2 separate regions of the Homo sapiens genome follow, and region 1 is linked to region 2. Evidence: chromatin loops called from intact Hi-C (ENCODE). Cell type or tissue: B cell. All regions are shown on one strand. Each heading gives the region's core, and the rest is flanking DNA. Links, peaks and the distances in the headings are about the cores only.

Evidence for each region. A loop is a pair of places that touch in the nucleus more often than their neighbours do. Peaks named below come from ENCODE experiments on the same cell type or tissue, not always from the same donor. Only the 100,000 strongest peaks of a DNase experiment are listed, where the experiment ranks them.
Region 1: a loop joins it to region 2, with 1.9 times the contacts of the local background. A loop is called at or near these places in 1 of 110 quality-filtered maps.

What each region holds. Positions count from the first base shown.
Region 1 is chr5:163,909,771-163,919,016 of GRCh38, forward strand. No RefSeq gene overlaps it. Among named protein-coding and RNA genes, the nearest start is that of LINC03000, 380 kb to the right of the region's middle. RefSeq lists enhancers at 5,591-5,720, 5,803-6,349 and a silencer at 6,701-6,810. In B cell, for the core only: a CTCF peak has its summit at 3,954; DNase peaks (open chromatin) are centred at 3,931, 5,371 and 6,071; H3K4me3 peaks cover 2,076 bases; H3K27ac peaks cover 4,499 bases.
Region 2 is chr5:163,804,278-163,813,523 of GRCh38, forward strand. No RefSeq gene overlaps it. Among named protein-coding and RNA genes, the nearest start is that of MAT2B, 300 kb to the left of the region's middle. In B cell, for the core only: no CTCF peak of the experiment used is centred there; a DNase peak (open chromatin) is centred at 5,404.

The sequences.
Region 1 (9,246 bases), core at 1,587-6,586, 100 kb after region 2:
TGGTGAAATAAACTCTACTTTTTGATGAGATAAGTGACATGCTTGTAGAGGAACAGAAAAAATTCTTGACAACTATTTGGTAGACTGGTAAATTTTTTTCTATAAAGGGATAGATAGTAAGGATTTTCGGCATTGATAGCCACATATGGTGTCTGTGGCATAGTCTGCCTCCTCTCTCCCTTGTAACAATGCTTTCAAAATGTACAAACTACATTTAGTCCATCTGATGTAGTTTGCTGCCCCATGCTTTTGACTATATAGAAAACCTACCTAGTCCTTCTTAGTATGTTTTGCCTTATTAGTTTTACATTCTCATATCACTCTGAAATTATTTAAAAATTTATATTACCATTGTCCCCACTACACATGTCCTGGTCCCTAGTAAATGTTTAATAAACATTTGTTGAATGAATGATTTAATAACTAAATAAATGCATCAGAATTTATTTTCACTTTATCTTGTGGAGCTATCTTTTATTTTGATGGAGTCATTCTCAGGCCCCATTTAATGTTAGAATGGCTGCCAATAGCTCTAGGCCAAATACTTCCAGGTTCAAACCCAGTGCTTTTCTCAGTAATTGCAGAAAATTTTCAGGGTGGCACTCTCCCATGGCTCTTAACTGTATCAGATGCTCTGTTTGAAATTACTATAGCCAGGAAAAATGAGAAGGTCTGATTAGCCAAACTTACATCATTGCCAGGGATTGAATCATGAGCCTCCCTAAATGCATGAAATGAAAGTTGGTAGGTGTTTTCCAGAGGAAAATTACTTTACTGGACAAAAGATGAATAGATACTTTCTAGCCAAAATATGTCCAAATTGAAGCCGGTCCTGGTGGCTCACACCTGTAATCACAGTACTTTGGGGGGCCAAGGTGGGCGGATCACCTGAGGTCAGGAGTTTGACACCAGCCTGGCCAACATGGTGAAACCCCATCTCTACTTAAAAAAAAAAGTCCAAATCATAGACTTTTTTTTTTTTTTTTTTTTTTTTTTTTTTTTTACACCAAGCATATTGCTTTAGTGGACAGGAAACATCTTCCCTAAAGCAAGAACTTTCCATCAGATATCTATTTTCTCATAGAAATCTGAAAATCCATATATAATTATTTTCTACATACTGCTTAAAATCAGTGTATTTTGTCTGACATCTTGATTAAATTTTTTTAAAATTCAGATTATTGCAAATCAATTTTTTAAAAGGCAATGGGTGTTTGAGCATATATATCCTACTCTTACCCTAATATCTGAAGCAAAAATAGGTGTAGAAAACATCAGAATCTTGTCTGTTCCTATAATAGCTCTTACATTCATACAGCTTCAGTTATGACCCGTTTCCAGCCTAAATTTTTCAGGCCAGATAAACACAGAATAGATTCCCATATTCCAATTTTTAATCACTTGGCATTGTTTGCCTCCATACTTTGCTAGGTTGGCACTTCATTTGTATATTTTGGGTAAGAAATTTCTTCATTCAAAATTACATATTAATTATGCCCTTTCTCAAAGATTGCGTGGATAACAATAGGAGACCAAAGATGTGGTTTCCAGTATCATTTAGAAAACATTGATTGCAAGTTTTTACCAAGACTGTTGTAGGTTTTTCTAACAACCAATTTGGAAATGCAGGCAGAGTTGACTAGATGGTACTATTAGCAAACAGCCAAGACTGATGAAATTACTATTTTGGAACACCTCTTTGCAGCCAATTTAGAATCAAAGCTATATTTCTGAGGAATTGCATAAGTACCAGTTATTCCACGTTATTTTCAAGGCAGTCTGCAATATTGTTACGTGCTTGAGCTCCCTCTGTAATTTTGTACACAACAAAACGAGAATTTGTTCCTTTTTGGTAAACACTAACATTGGTGAAAATAAATAAACAATAATTTCACTCCTACACTCCCCTTGTTTTATCCACCCCCCCATCTTTAAGTAAACATGTATAGAATTGGGATTATAAACAGCCCATCAGAAAATCTTTCTCCCCTTTCCTCATTCAGTGATTTACAGCACAGCAGGTATGTATTTCAAAGTGACATGCACAGAGACTGCCGAATAGTTTTACACTAAAGCAATGTAATCTATGGATAGCTCACAGTAACTTTATTTTATAGTAAGTTCTTGTTTTCTTTTCGTTTTCCTATCCCTCTCTTATTTTATGATGAATTCCAAGTCCTCCCCAAGAAGTCACCATAATCACATAAAGACATAAGGAGATGTACATTGTTTTAGTTATCTCAAGAGTTGAAATGAATTAACACTCCATATTGATTATTCTAACTTCTCATTCTTCCCTGAAAGATATTTGATGGTTCCTTCTGGTAGACCCCAATGTGTCATCACTTTTCCGTCAAGCGCTGGTGCAGCTTTGTTTTTTTGTTTGAGCCATCTGATCTAATCCATTCTGTCTTCTTATATTGAAATTAACAAGGCATATACCCTGAGGCATAGGCCTTATCTACAACAGTGAGGCACAAATGAACTTGAACATGAGGTCAATCAAGTGCACAAAATACATCACACAGTTTTTCCAAGGCTCACGCTGTGTCTATAATTGCCCCTTGTTCTGTCATTAGAGCGCCCTTACAAGTCATTATTTTGAGTCAGCAGAGCTACAGGGAGTATTCTTCCTGATGGTTAGTATAAACTTGAATTGATAACATAAATATCTCCCAGCACAAAACACAAGTAGCAGGTATTTAGATTAGATCTAATAAAGTGTGCAGCTGTTCAGTCTCTTTATGAATCTCAGCTAAAACAATAATCACATCTTTCAATATGGGTTCTCCTTCAGTAGCTCTGTGAAAGAGAAGCTATGTTTTTCTAAATGAATGGACATATGCCCTATTAGAATTTGCCTGTCTGCTTTTATCCTAGATTGTTACTGTTTTTATTTGGCCAAGACCAACATTATTCACATTTCGTGGGATTTTTTCCTTAGTCAGCATGGTATAAAAGTTATTCCACTTTAAATTAGAAGCATCATTTATTCATGTGTTTTGTGGAGGGAGGAGGTATGAGTTTAATGCCAAAATTATATACCAAGTTTGTAGCCTCAAGCACATTTTTAGAAGTATTACCTTTGCTGGGAAAGGAGAATTCAGATGTCCTCCTCAAAAAATGGCAGCTGACAGGGCTCAGATGAGGCTGATAGAGAAGAATGCAATATTTTCTTCACGTGGATCTAGCCCCTGGACAAAAACAAAGTAATGGAAAGAATGGAGAGGGAAGGCCCCAGTGATTTGGAAATATCCATGCACTCAAATGAGGACACTAAGTTGTTTTTTAAAAAGTGACCATATTATGTGAATCAACACCGCTGAGGTCCAATTACTTGGCTTTGGAAAATATATCTTATCTCTTTGAATGTCTTTTCTTAATTGTAAAATGAAGGGATTAGAATGGAGAATGCAAAATAGTGGCCTGTGGTCTGGATCAGATCCATAGAAATGGTTGTGTTTGAGCTATGTCATTAAAAAAAATTAGCTGCTGATTTTTAAAAATTAGATTTCACTTTCTTAGGTTCTTATCTGAATTTCTGTATCAGTTATCTATTACCATGCTAACAGTGGGTAACAAACAACCTTCTATAATCTGCTTATTGAGTCTACTGGCCTGGATTAGCTTTTTTTCATGCAAAAGTAAGTATGAAGTTACTGCATAATTACATTGCTTAGATACAGAAAGAGTGGGGAGGGTCATTTTTGTCATCTACCACATTTTATCACATTTCATATGTGGCAACAATGGGTAAGTCTGGGTAGCAGCTACCAGCTTTAGATGATCATAAATTTGCCAATTTGTGATAATACCTACCCCCTCCTTATTATTTCTCTGAGACTAGGACCAATGATGGTTTGTCATTATCAGGGCACTTTTGCTGTAACTTTCCTTAAATTATATTCTGTACCCATGCCTTTATGAAAAGCGGCCACAAGAGGCACAACAAACTAGCCATATCTTTTTTTTTTACATGCAGATTGCTTCATTCACTTATGCTATTTGCCCAGACTCTGGCGTCATCTGAGTTTGGGACCCAAATGATTTATAATTTTGAAACAGTCTTCAGGACTTTAGAATACAAGTAGAACAAATGCATTGGAAATCTTCACACAGTCTGAATAAACAGAATGTTCATAATGAAACTGTAAAGTTTGTAAAAATATTCCTGCGAAAGCTGGAAAGAGCTGTTAGTTAGAGTGCAAACACACACAATTGATTTGCTCCATAAACATCAATTTAACTTCTACCATGGATAAATATCCATATCCTACAGAGATAATGGATGGGTTTTTAGAAAAAAAAGTGCTAATCCAGGCCAATAGACTAAAAAAAATAAACAGATTAAAAACATCCTTTTTGTTTTTTTCCACATTGCCTTGCATTATGTCTCTCCGAGAAAAGCTTTTGGGCATGAATTGCCAATATCTACCACAAAACATTTATTTTCTCTCTTCTTACTGTCCTCCAGGCTAAGAGAAAGATGTATTCCCAAGCGTTCTGTAAGTCTGTCTTTATCTCTCATTTCTCGCCCCTTTAGGGCCTCAGTCCATTTATTATTCATTGTATTATTCCTTCTTCTTCATGCAGCCTTTTGGATATGTGTGGATATGTATATATATGTATGTATATATACGTATACATACATATATATGCCTATATACAACTTTCTTTTATCACTATGATCACTCTAAGTTATATCATGTTTGCATGTTTTTGTGTGGTAGAGAAGAAGACAATTAGTTTAGGGTAAGATAATTAGCTATGGGGAAGTTAATTTGTTAAAGAGGCAGGCTTGTGGACAGTTAATCTACTTTCATGCCTCAGTTTTGTCATCTGTGTAGTTGGGGATAATGGTTTGTAATGTAAATAGAATACGACCCAAATCATAGTATTAATATTTGCTATTACTATTGTGAATATTACTGCTATTGCTGTTCATGTACCTGTCATTCCAGAAATTGTGTAGAAACACAAAGATAGAGTTAACATGATTTAGGTATGTGCTTTTAGCATCTTTCTATTCCTTCTTTTCACTTGTCCCCCAGCCCCCATTTCCTGTAAAAGGATATTTCTTTGTTTTGCCTCTACATTAGAGTATTTTACTTTTCTTAAATGAATATAATTTAAAAGCTGTTTTTCTCTCTAAAAATATACATACCAACATCCCACTCCATTGCTAGGCTTTGGGAGGAGACTTATGAGCGCTCCTTCCCCCATCCCTCCACACCCTGCTGAAACAGGAGAGTTCCCTTATCTCCCTCACAGGGCGTGTAGTGGCAGGGGTGTGGCCGGTTTCTTCAGTGCCCTGGTGCTCAAAGCCCTAGGGGCAACTTGCAGATGAGCAGATGGTGGGGAGTGTTTTTGGACTCCGACCCCATGGCAACATCTAGGGTTGAGTGTTCACAGCTCCTGAAGCCCCAGTGGGCGTGTGTTACAGTGTGCTCTTTCAGCCTTGCCATCTGCAGGTAGCTTGTGTTAATCAGCTCAATTAGACCCTCTTCCTTACCACAAGGACAGAGGGCTTTCTGTATCCTGGGTTCTTTCCCTTGTGTACTGGAAAAATCGGATCACACGGGGGCTTGGAGAATGAGTGCAAGATTTTATTGAGTGGTGAGGGTAGCTCCCAGTGAGATGGATGGGGAGCCAGAAGGGGGATGGGGTGGGAAGGTGCTCTTCCCCTGGAGTCGATCCTGCCCAGCGGCCAAACTCTCCTCCAGATGCCCCTGGCTGAATTGGCATCCACGTTGTTCGGCCATCACTGGCCTGCCGGTGTCTGCTGGTGTGTTCTTCTGCTCCTCTCAATGTCCAGCCGCCTGTGTGTGTGCCTGCTACGGTCCAGGGTTTTTATGGGCACAGGATAGTGGGTGTGGTGGGCGAAAAGGCAACATTTTGGGCACAGAAACAGAAATGCCTGTCCTCATTTAGGTCCGTGGGCACAGATCTGAGGGTGGAGCCCTCACCAGGGACCCCACCCTTCTCTACCCAGCACTTCCCTGCCCCCCGTCCGGTATCACTTCTAGAGTGAGGGAGATTGCTCTGTAAACCAGCCTAATTGCTCTCCAGGAAGCTCTAGCCTTGTGGTAAGCTCAAGGTTCCCTTTTGCAGTCAGTTTGAAATATGACACCCTGGTAAATTCTATGCTTCACTAAGGACATTACATTTCTCCCCAGAGTAGGAGTCCTGTGACCCTCGATCGTTTTAGTGCCAATACAGTGCCTTTGTGTGGTGGCTTCACCATCGCTAGCAAGGCCATATCAACCCTCTCTATGGCATAAACACATAGAGAGGGATGCATTATTGTTCCTTAGTTGGTGATTTTCAATGAGCAAATATAAGCATCCAGGACAGTTTATGTCCCCTTAGTATGTTACAAAAGACCTCTATTATTACCTAGAGCAGCGTGTGTTCTGCAGATAACCCATTCAGAGGGTTATTTTGCCAAAAAAACAAAACAAATCCTTCCTCAAATGTATTTGTGAAGTGTTGCAAGTTGCTGTCCTCAGAGTGATTTGATTACAAACAAAGGATCTCTGGCTACCAAGCCTGAGTGGAATTCTGTGGAAGGATATGTGGCAGCTCAGAGCACTGAAGGAGGCCTGAACCTCTAGGCCCTGGGAAGGAAGGGGAACCCCTTAGCAGGAATAAAGTAGTGATGCTTCATGGCCCTAAGTTTTACCTCTGTGTCCATCTGCTAAAAGTGGCACATTCCTCAGAGGGAGAACCTGATTTGCCTACACTGGGTCATTTTGAGACAGGCAGGCTGTCTGGTTTCCTGTTTTGCTGTGGTTTAGAGGAGAAGGAACAAGCCTCTTACCCAAGCTGTAGCTTACCCAACTTCCAGCCAATCAGCAACAAAAGACCCAAGAAGCCATTAACCTCAAGTCCCTGGTTTAGCGGGTTAGGGACTGCTCCAGGGTCCTGTCTGCGCAGTTCAACTTAAAGTTACCCCTCCCTCATTTTAATGCTAAAGATCATACCCAAGGATGGGGATTTAAAATTTCATTATGTTACATGAGATGTATGAAGAAACATGTAAGGCCACTATGCAAGCACCAGAGAAGCCCCTCCTATACATGCCCTGCTGAAACCCTTTCTTTCCCATAGAAAGGCCCTATAAAACTAATCTACATACTACCCTGAGGGAGCAGCCATATCTACTAGTTTAGAAAAGGGTGGTATGAACTGAACGCTCTGATAAAAAAAATCCCAGTGCAAGCAGCATTTTGCTCCCAAAAGGAAAAGTAGGGGTGATGAGGGAGGAACAGACATGCATGTATCACACACCTCCCTTTTGGAGTTTCACAATGCACATTTCCTCTGAATACTCTTGACAGTGAAGAAATCTGTTCAACAACATTTAACTTACCCCTTTTCATATTTTTTGTTTTTGTGTAGTATCTATTACCCTCAGAAGAAACTAGTACACCATTGTATACCCCCTGGAAATGCTGACATATCTCTTGGACATCACACTTTAATCTTTGATTGGATTCCTCCTATCTCTATATTGCTATTTCTTAATCCTTTGATAGGATTATCTTAACAGTGTCCCATTTTTAAAGATAACCACTATGGGTAATATGGGTGTTCATTTCTTAATCACTTTGAATTTAAAAAGTGTTTTTAAAGGTGCTGTTTGGGGGCCATCTGTCTTTCTTCCCTCCTCTGTGCCATTGTCCCGGTCTACGATGCTTCTCCCATTTCTGAAGTCCTTTGGAAAGTCGTTTGTACTCTCTGGCTCATCTTTGCACACTTCACTCTCAGCTTTGAGGCCATACACGAATATGGCTCCTGACAAAACCTTCTTTCTCAGGACTTTCTGTTTTTCTTGTTGTTGTTGACCTCGAACCCTTTCTTGCGTCTCAAGTGGACGTATTCTGTAAATACTGCCACTCACAGGGTGGCCCCCACTTGCCCTGCATCTCACTGCTGTCTCATTCTTTTGTGCATGTGTCACTTTACTTATTGATTATTTGATCTTTCTTCCATCCAGGGTACCTTAGATATACTTTTTCAGGTCGTTTCAGGATTTGACTTGTAATAGCAAATTCTGAGTTGACAGCAACTCTGGAAGGAGAGAGAGATGATTCACACAGATTATAACAGTAATAACTGTTTACCAGGTATGAGGCCATCCAGTAGTCTGGGGGATATAACTCAAAACACCAAATTTCAAAATACAGGCAAATGTGTGCATGACTAATGCTTGTTTAATGACTGCTTACTAATGCAATGGTTACTGTCAGGTGATCATCTAACTGGTAGGTAAGTGATGATCATCTTTTATGGGGGGGTTATTTACATCTATCAAGTTGTTTTCATAAGCCTTCCTTTAGGTTTCCTTTCTATCAGTTTCCCACAGCCCATCTCTCATTCTGCTCTTGTATTTCATTTCTTTTGCTTTAAAATTGGAAAGGGACAAAAATTGGCTTCAGAAAATGGACACCTGTTTTATTCCCTCTCTCCTCAAGGCCAAGATAGTTTATTACACTCTACCTTTTTATATTTATTTAACAAAACTCCTAGTAGCAATATAAGGAGAAAGAAAGATAAACCCTTCCAACTCTGGTTTTTGACAGTTTCTCAGTGACATTCTCTATTTATTATACAGTGATGGAGGATAGAATTGAAAGGACTTGCTTGAGTCCTGTCCCCTGGCTTTATGCCATGTATCTAATCTTTTCTAATAGACATCCAGGCTTTGTCTGAATCAGATCAGTAGACACAGTGTTTCAATGTCACTGTTGATGTTCCCTCTGTGGATCTTCTAATATGGTTCCTGACTTGAGTTTGGGAGATGGGAGGGGCTGCTGGAAGATCAGGGCAAACCAAAACTAGGTATGGAGAACTTGATACTTCTGAGTATTCTTTGTGACCCTTTAAACGAATGTCATTAATTTCCAATTCTAAATATCAACGATGGCAAACATTTACTGAGACCTTTCTGGGTTACAGTCATTGGGCCAAAACCATTACATTTATTTCACATTTAATATTCACAACCATCAAAATAGGTAGAAGTGGCAGAGACCACCAGTTGCCCCCACATATAGATTCCTCTCTTTTTCTTTTAATAGAGAAATGTGTCTAGTTATAGCTGGACATGTCAACAACCAGCAATAGACTACCTTTCCCCACGTTCCTTGCAGCTAATATAGACATATAACTAAATTCTCACCAGTGGCACGAGAGAAGGGATCTGTGCAGATTCTGGGTTATAACCTTAGAAGGAAAATGATC
Region 2 (9,246 bases), core at 2,887-7,886:
TTTTTTTTTTTTTTCCGTTTCCTGGTGGTCACTTTTAACTTCTAGCTCAGTGTTGTGTTGCTATTCTGGGCTTCTCCATCATTTATCCTGGTAATGAGAAGTATCCTCTATTTAGCTGCCATTCTCTCTCTGTTTCTCTCTCTCTTTTTTTTTTTGTTTTTTTGAGACAGAGTCTTGCTCTGTTGCCCAGGCTGGAGTGCAGTGTTGTGATCTGGGCTCACTGCAACCTCCGGCCCCTGTACTCAAGGGATTCTCTCACCTCAGCCTCCTGAGTAGCTGGGATTACAGGTGTGCACCACCACACCCAGCAAATTTTATATTTTTAGTAGAGAAGGGGTTTCACCATGTTGGCCAGGCTGGTCTGGAACTCCTGATCTCAGGTGATCATCCTGCCTTGGCCTCCCAAAGTGCTGAGAGTACAGGTGTGAGCCACCATGCCTGGCCCAATCTCTCTGGTATTATTTGCTACATAAAGGTTTAGTAGCCTCTGTCTTTATTCCCATAAGACTCACTTAAAAGGCTGCCTGAAGGAAACTGGAATGTAGAAAATCAGTAAAATGTAACTGTTGTTCATGTTCACAGGCTGTGCTCATTACAGGAGATGCCTCAACTTGCACCCTTGATCTGTGTTGTCCCATCCTAGCCTGCTGCTACAGCGGGTCAATGATGAGACCCACTCTCTTGATCATCCTATTGTCTCATTTCCAATGTTGATATTTATTAAATACTATTTAATGGCATTGTTGGGATTAATTCATCTTCCCTCTGAATTATGGACTGAAATTTTTGAACTATAAGATACATACTTTTTAAAAAATGCCTGTAATAACTTAAGTACAATTACCATGGCTTAAAAAGTCAATTTGTTTTCATTTTTTACTTTGACTTTTTGATACTTTCACAGTTCATCAGCATATTGGAGATGAGAAATAATTTTGATTAAATGCATCTTTTGGTTTCCTTAAGAAATATTACTATGACTATGCATTTATTAATGTTTTAAAATCCCTGAAGTATGTTTATTCTATTTGCCTAATTTGCCTATATTTGCCAAATAAAGATCTCGTCTTCTGAAAAACTAAATAAATGTATCAAGTATCAAACATTAGGTTGTACCAAATTCATTTTTACTGAACTAGGCTTCTTAATTTAAAGCCTGAGTAATATGGCTTTAGTTATTGCATACAATACAATGTGATGATTATCATTCAGGCTAATTTTACTAGTTATTCTAAATATTCAGATAGCAGGAATTACATGGTAACAGCGGCAGAAAGTTTTGAGAGTAGATCATTGTATATATAGGATAAAGTAGTGTATATGTAGGATAAAGTTTTGACAGTAGATGTATATATAGGATAAAGTTTTGAGAGTAGACCAGTGTATATATAGGATAAAGTAGTGTATATGTAGGATAAAGTTTTGAGAGTAGATGTATATATAGGATAAAATTTTGAGAGTAGATCAGTGTACATATAGGATAAAGTTTTGAGAGTCGATCAGTGTATATATAGAATATAGGAGAAATTCTGTAGGCTGACATCATAGGATGTAAAGCTGGATAAAATGGTAGTAGAAAAGGTCATCACCTAAGTAGAAACTGTAGCCATAGCATATAGAGTTGATAATCGTCTTACTTTCCATTATTATAAGTCTTCAGGTGTCTGAATAAGTCTATGGAAAATCCAGATTTTACCACCTGTTACCTCTGATGGCTAGGATTGATTACTAGTGATTTTTATCTTTTTCTTTTATTGCTTTGCTGTACTTGTCTACAATGTATATTTAGTTTTTGTGTGGGTCTTTGAAAATGTTAATTTAAAAACCTCTTTGGCATACCATAGTATTTTTTCTAAATTTGTAATTGATAAATTAGGATCACTCAACTGACTTCATAGACTTTTGCATTAGAAAATTTTAAATGCAACTATTTTCTTAATCAGAGGATTATTTTGGTGAAGTTAGTATGTGAGGGAAATGGATAGAAATGTAAACATGGAATACTTTGAAAATTACTAGCTATGGCATTCTTGTCTTTGCCATCCCCAGTAGTTACTGTATGGGGCACTTTGGATTGCCCAAGGGAATTAGTTTCTATAGGGCTAAATATCAAGGGCTTGGTGACAGTAGTTTATTTTGCCATCAGCAAGATTAGTATCTCAGCATTCTAGACCTCATAGAATTCCTATAGCCATTTCAGAAGGCTGACTATATTGACATCTGACCACTTGGTAATTACAGCCTTAGCATGAGAAGTCACTGTCCAAGGTGAATGGTATTTCTTACGCATTCTAAATATCAGGAATATCAGGATTACCAGGGCTGATCCAGAGTGTCTGTCAAATTCTCCAGACTGCTGACATCTGACCATTGATCAGTAGCTTCATGTTAGCATTTTCACTGTATCCCAAACTTTAAAAATCCTGAAACTGGACAGGTAGCCTGGGATTTGGGGAAAAGTCTTACTACATCTTATTGCTAAATTTGAAAGTTAAGAGTGGTTTAAAAATTATTGCTGTATGAAAGAAAATTGTCCATTTTTCTGATTCTATGACCCTTGTCCCCAAGAAAATTGAATAAAGGAAAGCTCTTGTTAAATTCATACAAGGGTATATTTCTGTCCTTTTTTCCTATAAACATTGGGAGTGACTAATTGGAGTTTTCCCATCATATTCTACAAAGTCAAAAAGTAAAGGAGGGCTGATTACTTATTAGCTTAGAGTATAATTATCTAATGGAATGGAAAATTCCTTGGGCAATATTTGACAACATTGAGATGAATGACTTCATGATGTATACTAATTGTAATTTATAATCATGGCTTTGAATGCTGTTATACAAATCTCATGTATTGAGGAGTCACAGCAGATGTATTTATGTAAATAAAGGCAGGATTTGATTTCGTTAATATTGTCTTAGGGATAAAAACTAAGGTCAATGAATAAAAGTTACAGGAACGGAAGGAATAATTTACCAGAAAATGGGGTTATCTTAAAATACGGAGTGAGCTTTCACTGTAGGTGGTGAATTCCTTTTTTCTGAACAGGACAGTTAGTATTGGGACAGGTAGCCTCTGATGTTACTCCTTTACTGAATTTTTGCTACGTATTAACATTGTAGACATAAACTCAAAGGCCTCTCAGTACAGATAAACTCAGTTTCATTCAAATGGAGAGTGGAGCCTATGGCAAATTGAAGAGAATGCCTGCTCTGCCTAAAGTAATTTAAATTCAAATAATAAATAAACTCCATTGTGCTGGCTAAATAAAATTTATTATCTGGCTAACCGTCAGATCCACAGTGGTAGGCATATTCATATGCAAGATTTTTCTCTTGCCATTAAAATCTATATTATTCTGATTTTATCCATAAAGAATATGAGATAAAGGAAACTGGGTAATTTGTCTAAGGTCAAATAGCTATTCAGTGGAAGAGCTAGGATCAAACTCCAAGTACATTATATCATTTAACCTTCCTGATAACACAGACATTGAAAAGTTAAATCACTTATCTAATATACCCAACCTGTTTTTTAAAAAAGCCCCAAGCTGGTATATTGGCTACTTTATTCTAAGTCAGTTTGGGTTCTTTCATTGACATCTGTTGGTGGTGATGCTATTTTATAGATGACATCATGGGTCCTTGGGAAGGGTGATCCACATTCAATTTCAGGCGTGGTGCCATAAGGAAAATGAGAGAGGGATACACAGACAGAGTCAGAGCTTTATTTAAACAAAATAGTTGACCACAAATAAGATATGGTGAGCGTAGTGAGCTGAAATCATGTCTCTCTTCCAAATTTATGTCCAGCCAGAACCTCAGAATGTGTTTGGATGTGGAAATAGGGATCTGTGGAGGGATTTAATTAAGGATCTAGAGATGAAATCATCCCAGAATTTAGGTGGGCCCTAAATTCATGTCTTGTGTCCTTTTAATAGAAGAAACAGAGAGACCAACTAGCAAAGAAGAGCTAGCAACACAGAGAAAAAAGCCATATGGAGACAGAGGCAGATATTGGAGTTAAATGTTGCCACAGCCAAGTAATGTTGAGGATTGCCAGCAACCACTAGAAACTAGGATAGAGGCATGGGACAGATTTTTCCTTAAAGTCTCCAGAAGGAACCAACCCTATTGACACCTTGATTTCAGGCCTCTAGCCTTCATAACTGTGAAAGAATAAATTTCTGTTGTTTTAAGCCAGACCATTTTTGGTTCTTTGTTATAGTGTCTTCAGCAAACTAATATGGTGAGAAATTCTAAAAATTTACCCACCCTTCATCCACGTCTTCCCTCCCACCCATCCATATGCATATATACTTTCTAGCTTTGTGCCCTTGAAAATGTCAGCAGTAGAATTCTATTAAAGCATATTCTTAATAAACTTTTACAAAAATAAAAATATGTTACCTGGGAAGAGTAACACATCAAGCTATTAAGTATTAACATAATAGCAGAGTTCTTTAAAAAATGATGATTGTTTCTAAAATCCCACTATAGAAGCTCTTATGCTGATTCAAACAGTATTTTAACTGGATTTGAGTGAGAATATTTGAAGGTAAAAGTCAAGTGCTTCTGGCTATTAGTTTCTGAGAGTTGCAATTATTATAAATCATGAATATATCTTTAAAGCATAATTTATATCGTATTAATGTACTAAAACTCATGGTGATATAGAATACATGATTATAGTTTGCAGCTCAAGGAAAGTATTTTTAAAGCAGTAGATTTAAATTTAGTATTAAACTTGTTCTCTATTTTTCAAGTATAGTAGGACTACAAATTCAGGTGATAGCTGAAAATCTTAGAAGATAATTAAGCCTATATTTCTTACCACTTTAGGTTACTTGGAAGGGTAAATATTTTAATGGGTACATTTTCTATCTACTTTCTCTTCAGATGCTGTGTGCAGGCTTTATTAAGCATAAAGAAATGAACCCAGACTCAATTTATGACAAGTCTTTTTATTCATAATAGAATAAAGCATAATTTTTACTTCCTCTGCATAAAATACACATACATCTCCCATATAAATTTGAATTATTTTTTCTCATTTTCTTAGAGATGATGATTTCTTAAGAAGAATTCTAGCAAAACTTCTGAAATGCTATTGAGAGAAAAACCAGGGACCAAAAATGAATTTAGGTATTATTTCATTCTTTTAAGCTTGTCTTTACAAACTATTCTTTTGTCCTATCAGCAGAGTGCTCTGAAATTTCTGGCATATTCTTGTCTCGCCATTCTTGGCTTCTGTAAATACTGCTTCTGTATCACTGTAGATCAGCATTTCTCAAACTTGTACTATTAACATTTGTGCTGGGTAATTCTTTGGGGGGAGGTGGGCTGTTCTGTGCTTTGCAGGATATCTGGTTTTACCCAGTAGATGTCAGTAGCACCTTCTAGTTGTAATAACACACACACACACACCCGCACATGTGCGCACGCACACACACACAGACACACGTCTCCAGACATTGCCAAACATCCCTTGGGGTGCAAAGTCACCCCTGGTTGAGAAGCACTGAAATGTACATGCATTTTCTTCTTGATGTTAAATCTGTTAAAGGACTTACTGAGGATTTTGGGATTGTTAGATTCTTTGATTTCTCCCATATCACTGACGTTACAGACTGCTGAAGTTTTATAATTAATTTCAAAGCCTTTTACACAACTTTAAATTTTGAGATTCAGAAAGCCTATGACTTATAATTCTCAGCCGGAGAATTATAAAAATTAGCCTAGACTCTAATATTCTTTTCATTTTATAATTCTTGTTTACCTTCCCCTGATTTAGGACTCATTAATGTTATTTTGCATTTTACTTTTTCCTTATTCTTCTGTCTAAAAATCTACTCTTAATATTTCCTTCTTCATTGTCTGGAGTTACAAACTGTCTAATCTGCTCCATGAATATTTCTAGTTCTGTGCAGTAGAAAAATTTGCATCATGCATTGTTTTTCTTTCCATTTAATCATTTTATTCATCCAGCAAGTACTTATTGAGCATTTTTCTAGAGTAAGATCCTGTGCAAGATTATGGGCATACAATAATGAATAACACTGTAACTATTGAATCAAAGATATGTTTTGACACGAACAAATTAAAAATATTTTTGTAGAGTGTTAATCAGACTTCTCTTGGCTTCATCTTCCATATAGCTCTCATCAGCTGAAATCTGATTATGTAGCCATTAGCAGATGTGGCATTTTTCTTCTTTCTGGCTCTCTAGTTTCGTTTGCCTAGAACTTTAATCGTGTTTATCATATGGCCTGTGGAAGCCTCTCCCTCCACCCCCAATGAATAACCAGCTATGATCTTTTTCCCACCTCTTCAGAGGATCCACATATTGGTCTCTTCTAAAAAGCAAAGTTTTATTTTTGTCTAATGATCTGGTCTGCTGAGGATTTGCTGGGTCGTCATGGCTGACAATAATACAATTGTTGAGTGAGTCACTTGGACCACTTTAGCAAATTAATTCTCAATACTCTGGGTTGTTATCATTATTTCCAAAATTGTAAGGACTTACCCATGAAGATATATTTGGTGTGCTCCTAGGTTTACCCACCTCCCATCCCTTGAGACTTATTTTTAGGGTTAAAAGACTTCTCTTTCAACATGCCTGGCAACGAAGAGTGATGGACAATAGAAAGATTATGTGAGCCACGTATGTACTTTTAAAATAAATAGTAGCCCTATAACAAAGATAAAAAGAAATTGTTGAAATTAATTCTGACAATATATTTTGCTGAATCCTACATATCCTAACTATTACCATTTCAGCAAACAATGTAAAAATCGTTAATGAGATATTTTACATTCTTTGTGATGTACTAGGTGAAATCCAGTGTTTATTTCACGCTTACAGCACATCTCAATTTGGACTAATCATATTGCAAATTTTAATAGTCCCATGGGGCTAGCAGATATCCTACTGGATGGCAAAGGTTTAGAATACTAATTTGATAGGTCCACCACACCCAAGGTACAGAAAGTCCCAGCAAAAGGGTTATGGTGACTTCAAGACTGATATATCTTCCCAGTCCAGAGATTTTTATCTTGTTGTTATCTTTAAAATTTTTCATTTTGTAATTGAAAAATCTATTTGAGTTTGCTTTCCATGGAAATGAAAGGGTTATTCCTGTTGGATTCTTCACCATAGTGAAGGTAATAGTTTGGGGTTTACACTATTATGTCCCTATAAAGCGTGCTGTACATCTCCTAACAAGACTGCCATTCATGTTCTCAATAAATCTTGCACAAGGGTATTAGGGTCTTTGAACTGACAATTGATTTACTGCCTGGAAAATTATTCTTTATTGATTTATATTACATGGAGGCGACTGCAAATCTATAGTGTCTCTAATCAGAGACAAAATACTAAACTGGGTGTCATTCTTACTTAGACAGGCAATTCCAAGTAGGAGAATTGGTTTCGCACCCCCAGGTGACATCTACATATTATTCAGTTATGAATTCCAGTAATCCATAAATTATAATAGATAAAGCAAGTGAGAGCAGGATAATTGATTTAAAAAAAAAAAAACCAAGTGTCTTTTGTGCAAACAAGTACTTTAAATGTCAACCCAGCATTCTTTTTTGGTGTGAAACTGGACACCTTGACTTGATTTTTTTCCTGAAAATTCTGCATCATATCTGGCTGGTTATTTACACACTGAAAATGCAAAAGCGTTTTTAAGTGAGTAAAACCTTTTAAATAGAAAAGTGCCGTAAGTTGATTAATCAGGTTAGGGAAGGTTTCTAAATACTATGTTAAAATGATTTACTAATTTCTGTGAGCTACTTCAGGAAGTTCTCTAAGATTGGGAAGGGTCTGAGTGAGATCACCTGCTGTCTTCCCTGCCTTTGCAAACTTCCTTTTGCAGCATGTTCTAATCAAGAGGTTTCTGTCCAGAAAATAACCTGAATTTAATTGAAATGAAAAGAGAGGAAACATAGCAGCGGGTAGATCACTGCTTGGGCAGAAAGCAATGGAAGATGTAGGAGATACATATATATATATATATATATATATATATATATATATATATATATATATATATATGAGATTTGGTTTTGTGTCAAGTAATTTCACTGAAAGGAAACTTGGATACAGTTTGTTATCTTGATCTCTTTTGAACCAAGTGCGTTTTAAATGATAAATGCTTTCTTTTGGCAGTTATGAGCTTATTCTGGGATGTGGAGTGACATGCAAATATATATTTCTGTGTGTATATATATATGTGTGTGTGTGTATATATATACACACATATACACACACATATAGAAATCCTACAGCTTCCATTATTTAACAGTCAATATTCCAATTAATTTAACAATATCCAGCTGTAGGATTTTGGGAGGATCTACGACCTCTCTGAAATTGTATGTAAAACATGTACATGTTTAAATGTCCATTCCCCTGGGGAGAGAGTCTACCTAACAGATTGTACATGTTTAAATGTCCATTCCCCTGGGGAGAGGGTCTACATAACAGACTGTCAAATTTATCCATGACCTCAAAAAAAATCTCAGATATACATTGCATGTTCCTATTTGAATCCATAGCACCAAGCACAGTGCTTAGCAAACAGCAAGTTTTAGTAAATATTTGTTGGATAAATGAATGCTTTCAAGTTGTGTCAGCGTGATAAGTGGGTTTCCTAGAATACTCCAGTTTGTCCAAAAAATATTTTTCACTTTGCCTAGCTTCTTACAATTCCGACCAAATGTAACCATTGCTCAATCAACGGTATAACTATGTGTATTTACAGGCAAGCAAAAATTGCCATTTGGGGTTTGGAGCTCAAGATTTTGATCTGATTATCCCAGGTGGCATTTTTCCATTTCCTATAACATTCCTTCCTGCTACTCTCATTTTTTTTTCTTGTCTTCTCTCCCAGAGCTCTTTCTCTTCCTTTGATGTGCCTCCAAAATGGGAGAAAAAGTGGAAGCTTGGGAAGGAGTTTTCTACCATAAAAAGTTAATGACGAAAGGTATCATTGTGACATCCATTCAGAGACGCTTCTTGTTTGATTCAATAAGAAATTAAAATCCATTTGTTTATTTAAGAGTCATACCTTGATTGTGGGCTTGGACCTGGTGAAATACACAGAGACCTTGTCTTTATGGAGCTTACAGTTTAATGTTGAAATAACAAAATACATATTTTTAGTCAACAGTGCAGTGGTTTGGTTTTGTATCAGGTAATTTCACTGAAGGGAAACTTAGATGCAGTTTGTTACCTTGATC